2 separate regions of the Homo sapiens genome follow, and region 1 is linked to region 2. Evidence: chromatin contacts called from ENCODE Hi-C or POLR2A ChIA-PET data. All regions are on one chromosome and are shown on one strand. The core of a region is the stretch at or near the end of the contact, and the rest is flanking DNA. Distances in the headings are between cores, read along the strand shown.

The links. A loop is a pair of places that touch in the nucleus more often than their neighbours do. ChIA-PET counts read pairs that join two places held with the same protein, here RNA polymerase II (POLR2A). Pooled maps may share reads with other maps.
Region 1: a map of mammary epithelial cell shows a loop between it and region 2 (4-fold over the local background). The contact joins the promoter of NIPSNAP2 here to the enhancer-like site in region 2. A Hi-C loop is called at or near these places in 2 of 168 maps with a recorded cell type or tissue (mammary epithelial cell and posterior cingulate gyrus), 7 of 37 single-sample maps with no recorded cell type and 4 of 50 pooled maps. POLR2A ChIA-PET finds 5 or more read pairs at or near these places in 2 of 52 experiments (H1 and naive thymus-derived CD4-positive, alpha-beta T cell).

The regions. Positions count from the first base shown.
Region 1 is chr7:55,963,227-55,965,926 of GRCh38, forward strand. NIPSNAP2 (nipsnap homolog 2) reads left to right here and starts at 1,359. Exons shown (of 10, transcript NM_001483.3): 1 at 1,359-1,475. The coding sequence starts at 1,384. RefSeq lists enhancers at 1,019-1,098, 1,668-2,401 and silencers at 1,249-1,358, 1,419-1,898.
Region 2 is chr7:55,773,211-55,775,952 of GRCh38, forward strand. It overlaps the pseudogene PSPHP1. Among named protein-coding and RNA genes, the nearest start is that of SEPTIN14, 88 kb to the right of the region's middle. RefSeq lists an enhancer at 1,748-2,247. Within about 2 kb of position 1,286, at least 4 of the 41 ENCODE cell types and tissues checked have a DNase peak (open chromatin) inside an H3K27ac peak, as active enhancers do; they include mammary epithelial cell, where a contact is called at or near this core.

The DNA.
Region 1 (2,700 bases), core at 109-2,608, 190 kb after region 2:
TTTAAAAAATCTTCCTGGAGGACACATTTTTCCCTCTATAGCGCCAGCCACCCAGATCCACGCCTTTGCTTAAGTTATTTCCTCAAGACAGGGATGCCCTCCCTTCTTCCCCTGGGACTGATATGTCCTGCCAGCTCCTTGGAGAACTTTCTCCCCATCTATCCTCTAATTCACAGCCACCCCCGGTTACATGCTCTCTTTCCGTGCCTCTTTCGTGTCTCATGAACCTGTCCATTTTGACACTTAACACACTCGGTCCAATCATCATTGTACATTCTGTCCCCACTAGACCCAGACGGCCTTGAGGGTAAGGTACCAAGGACTCCCCATGGCCAGTGCCCACCGGTGCTGAAATGAATGGGAACGATGCAGTCCCAAGACCTCAAGAGAACCTTCCCAGTCCTTTCTCCTTAATTTTTTTTGTGTGTGTATGGTGTTTTTTAATTTTTTCCTCACTTGCTTTCTTTTCTTTTCCTTTCTCTCTTTCTTTCTTTCTCCTGCCTCCCTCCCTTCCTTTCTTTCTCCTTCCTTCCCTCCTTTCTTTCTCCTGCCTCCCTTCCTTCCTCCTTTCTTTCTCCTTCCTTCCTTCCTTTCCCTCCCTTTCTTTCTCTCTCTTTCTCTCTTTCTTTCTTTCGCTACAGGACGTCGTGTGTTTGCCCAGGCTGGAGTGCAGTGGCACGATCATAGTTCACTACAGCCTCCACCTCCTGAACTCAAGCGATCCTTCTGCCTCAGTCTCCAGTGTAGCTGGCATCACAGACGTGCTCCTCCATGCCCGGCTAATTTAAAAATGTTTTTGCACAGTGAGGGCTCGCTATGTTGCCCAGGTTGGTCTCGAACTCCTGGCCTCAAGAGATCTCCGGCCTCAGCCTCCCAAAGTGCTGGGATGACAGGCGTGAGCTATTGCGTCCGGCCCCAGAATGCACTTGTTAAAGCGTTGTGGGGCTTTTTGAAATGACAATATATTCATATACTACAAAATTTAAAAGACATTGGCGGGGTGGGGTGGGGGTAAACCCACTGCCACTGCCCCGCCCCAGGCCCTGGATTCCCCTAGGCACAGTGTTACTCTTTCCTTTTGGAGTTTTCCCTGATCATTGAAGTTATGCCCTTGTCCCTTCTGCACCCGCGCTTCTGGGCACCGAGCTCCTCCCGCTGAAGTGATCGGCTTGCACTGACTGCGCTTGGGCTTCGCGCTTTCCCGCAGCGGCCGGGCCTTGGCGCCTGGACGCCCCGCCGACCCCCGCGGCCGCGCGCCCTGCTCCCCCTGGCGGCCGCGCCCCGCACTGCAGTGGCCGCGTTGGGGCCCGGCCGGGGGAGGGGTCGCGCGGCGGCGGCGTCAGCGGCGGCGCCCGGGCGGTGGGAGCCGAGGCGCCGAGCAAGATGGCGGCGCGAGTGCTGCGCGCCCGCGGAGCGGCCTGGGCCGGCGGCCTCCTGCAGCGGGCGGCCCCCTGCAGCCTCCTGCCCAGGCTCCGGTGAGCAGCGCCGCCCTTCCCGGGAGGTGCCGGGGAGGGGCCGCCGCGAGGCGGAGGGCGCGGGTTTCCCGGCGCCGGTCTCCGCCCCGGCCCTGTCCCCAGCGCGGGTGGCTGCCCGGCCTCGGGGCAGTGGGGCCGGAGCTGGGGTGGGGCCGGAGCTGGGGCGGGGTCGGGGCGTCCTCGGGCTCAAGGTCACGGAGGGGACGGGCCGCTCTGCGGCTCCACCCTCGCCCGGGAAGGCCCCCGAGGCTTGGCCCGGAGGCCACATCCTCCCCGCGGCGCTGGCCCGGCCTGCAGGGCCCTGACCGGCGCGACCCGTGGCCAGGGACAGGGACAGCGCGCGCCTGAGGCCGCAGGCCCCGGACGCCGTCTGCTGGGTCCTCGCCGGAGGCTGTTCCAAGCCTGAGTGGCTGCGTCTGCCGAGGACGTTGGTGACCCTGGTCTCTGAGGTGCCGGGAGTAGGGAATAAAAGAGTAAAGCATTGTCCCGGGCCAGCTCTCCGCGGAGCGTAGGGGAAGTTAGAGCTTGGAGGAGGTCAAATCACTTAACGTCTTGGAGTTGAAATTTAAAGCCGGCCGTGGATCTAAAAGTACTTAGAGTTATCAGCACTAAGTTCAGGCGTGGGGCTCTTGTTTAAACTTTTTTTTTTTTCTAACTTCAGTGGATTGGACGTTTGGTTGTCCAAATTCATCACCTTGATATTTGCATGTGCTGTTTTCCACATTCAAACAGCAAAGCCTATCCTGACTTACCCAGAGTTGCTTTCTCGTATTCATTGCTTTGGGTAGTTTAAATTACCTAAGGAACTGTGTGTTAAACTCGCCATGGGCCAGGGAGGTTTCAGTAACATGGTTTATTATTATTATTATTGTTGTTGTTTATTTATTTATATTTTTGAGACGGAGTTTTGCTCTCGTTGCCCCGGCTGAAGTGCAACGGCACGATCTTGTCTCACTGCAACCTCCGCCTCCCGGGTTCAAGTAATTCTCCTGCCTCATCCTCCCAAGTAGCTGGGATTACAGGCATGCACCACCACACCCGGCTAATTTTTGTATTTTTAGTAGAGACGGGGTTTCACCATGTTGGTCAGGCTGATCTCGAACTCCTGACCTCAGGTGATCCACCTGCCGCGGCCTCCCAAAGTGCAGGGATTACAGTCGTGAATCACCAGGCGCGGCCTGATCTTTTTAAAAAGATGAGTCTGACTTGGGAGAGGGGGCAGAAT
Region 2 (2,742 bases), core at 36-2,535:
ATCAGGCAACAAGTCAAGGATAACGCCAAATGGTATATCACTGATTTTGTAGAGCTGCTGGGAGAACCGGAAGAATAACATCCATTGTCATACAGCTCCAAACAACTTCAGATGAATTTTTACAAGTTACACAGATTGATACTGTTTGCTTACAATTGCCTATTACAACTTGCTATAGAAAGTTGGTACAGATGATCTGCACTGTCAAGTAAACTACAGTTAGGAATCCTCAAAGATTGGTTTGTTTGTTTTTAACTGTAGTTCCAGTATTATATGATCACTATCGATTTCCTGGAGAGTTTTGTAATCTGAATTCTTTATGTATATTCCTAGCTATATTTCATACAAAGTGTTTTAAGAGTGGAGAGTCAATTAAACACCTTTACTCTTAGGAATATAGATTCGGCAGCCTTCAGTGAATATTGGTTTTTTTCCCTTTGGTATGTCAATAAAAGTTTATCCATGTGTCAGAACAGATTTGTGGAATTTGCAGTTCTGCCTCTTGGATATTGGAATATCCAATATTTCAGGTACTGTGTTGAAGCATAAACATCCCCCAGGCAAGAAACAGGCTTAAGACTTTGCTTAGTGCTGGGCACAATGTCCTCACCCCATGAGCCCACTCCCACTTCCTAAAGCCCTGGGACCTGGAAAGTCCTTTTTTTACCTCTTGGGATTTGTCATATATGAAATGTTACAGAGATTGGTTTTTTTTTTTCGCCTCCAATATAACAATAGAGTCTTAAACAAAAGTACTGATTGAAAAATGGATATTCGGGCTCACGCCTGTAATCTCAGCACTCTGGGAGGACAAGGTAAGAGGATCAACTTGAGGCCTGGAGTTTGAGACCAGCCTGGGCAACACAGCAAGACCCTGTCTCTACAAAAAATAAAAACATTAGCTGGATGTGGTGGCACCCACCTGTAGTCCCAGCTACTTGGTGGGCTGAGATGGGAGGATCCCTTGAACTCAGGAGTTCAAGGCTGCAGTGAGCTGTGACTCCACCATTGTAATCCAGCCTGGGTGACAGAGTGAGACCCTGTCTCTTAAAAAGAAAAAAGGATATTTGAAAATCACATAAAGTAAAAGAAATAAAAACAAGTTTAATCACAAAGGCCAGCATTTTCCCCTAAATGAATTAAATATTAATAACTCCTAACAGCCTATATAAACACATTTCTTTTTTATAAATGACGTGGAAATACTTGAAAGCCAGGTTTGTGTTTGTTTTGAGCAGAGCCAAGCAAGGGAAATTTCAGAACACGCTTTGAACGTGTGAGATTCTATACCCTCCCTGGAGGTATGGGGGAGGGGAAAGCCACGGGGTTAGGAAGTGGATACTGTTGGATAATTCAGTAGAAAAAGCCATAAGGTTTTTAATATTGAGAATTAGTTGAAAAACTTACTTAACCAAATTTGGCTATATAATTAAATAAATAATTATTCAGCCACATAAGCAAATCAAATTAATCAAATTTCCTTCCAAATCAGTTTCTGAAGGAGAGACATGAAATAGGTTTGGCACCATTTAAATGAGATTCCAAACAATGAGGCCGTTGTTCCCAACTGTGAATGCCTCCTGGTCGCTCTCCTAGAAACCGTTTTGTGGTGTTTGCACTTTTCAGTAGTGCCAAGCTCTGGGCAGGACCAGGCATGCCAGGACCTTGAAAAGTGCTGCAAACGGCATCAGCCTCTATGCTGCCCGGTGTGCATGGCAGGAGCAGGCCATTGGTGGGCGGGTGGGAGGACCGATCCCCCACTGGTTTTCACTGTCTGACCGTCACAGCTGCTACTGCCCCACTAGTTCTTGCCCGCGGCACAGATAGAGCCCATTTCTCAAGATGGGAATTGCAATAGAGAGCTTAATTCGTGCAGAACCGGCCAAACAGGAGGCCGGAGCTTTATTCTTACATCAATCTCCCCAAAAATTCGGAGGCTAGACTTCTTCAAGGATACTTTGGCAGGCCAGGGGATTCGCTTCTGGGTGGAGCCACAGAATTGGCCATGGGGTGGGGTCGGGTGGGGGCGGGGGCGGGGTTAGTTAGGTCCGGGTGGAGCCACTGATGGTCAGAAACACAAAAACCTGAGCCAGGCACGGTGGCTCACGCCTGTAATCCCAGCATTTGGGAGGCCAAGATGGGCAGATCACTTGAAGTCAGGAGTTGGAGACCCACCTGGCCAACATGATGAAACCCCATCTCTACTAAAAATACAAAATGTGGTGGGGCACGCCTGTCATCCCAGCTACTCGGGTGGCTGAGGCAGGAGAATTGCTTGAATCCAGGAGGCAGAGGTTGCAGTGAGCAGAGATTGTGCCACTGCACTCCAGCCTGGGTGACAGAGTGAAACTGCCTCAAAACAAAACAAAAAAAGAAAAGAAAAAAGAAATGCAAAAACCTGAAAAGACATCTCAAAAGGCCAATCTTAGGTTCTACAGTCGTGATGTAACCTGCAGGAGTAACGGGGATTTACAAATCTTGTGCCTGCCCTCTAGAATAATAACTAGAAACGGTGTTTATGTGTACACCTTGGCGGAATTTAGGCTTCTCTCATCCTCCTAGCCTGGTGGTCTCTCACTAGCTTTATGAAGGTGGTTGAGTTTTGGGGAAGGGCTATTATTATTTTATTTATTTATTTATTTATTTATTTATTTATTTATTGAGATGGAGTCTGGCTCTGTCACCCAGGCTGGAGTGCAGTGGCACGATCTTGGCTCACTGCAACCGCCACTTCCCGGGTTC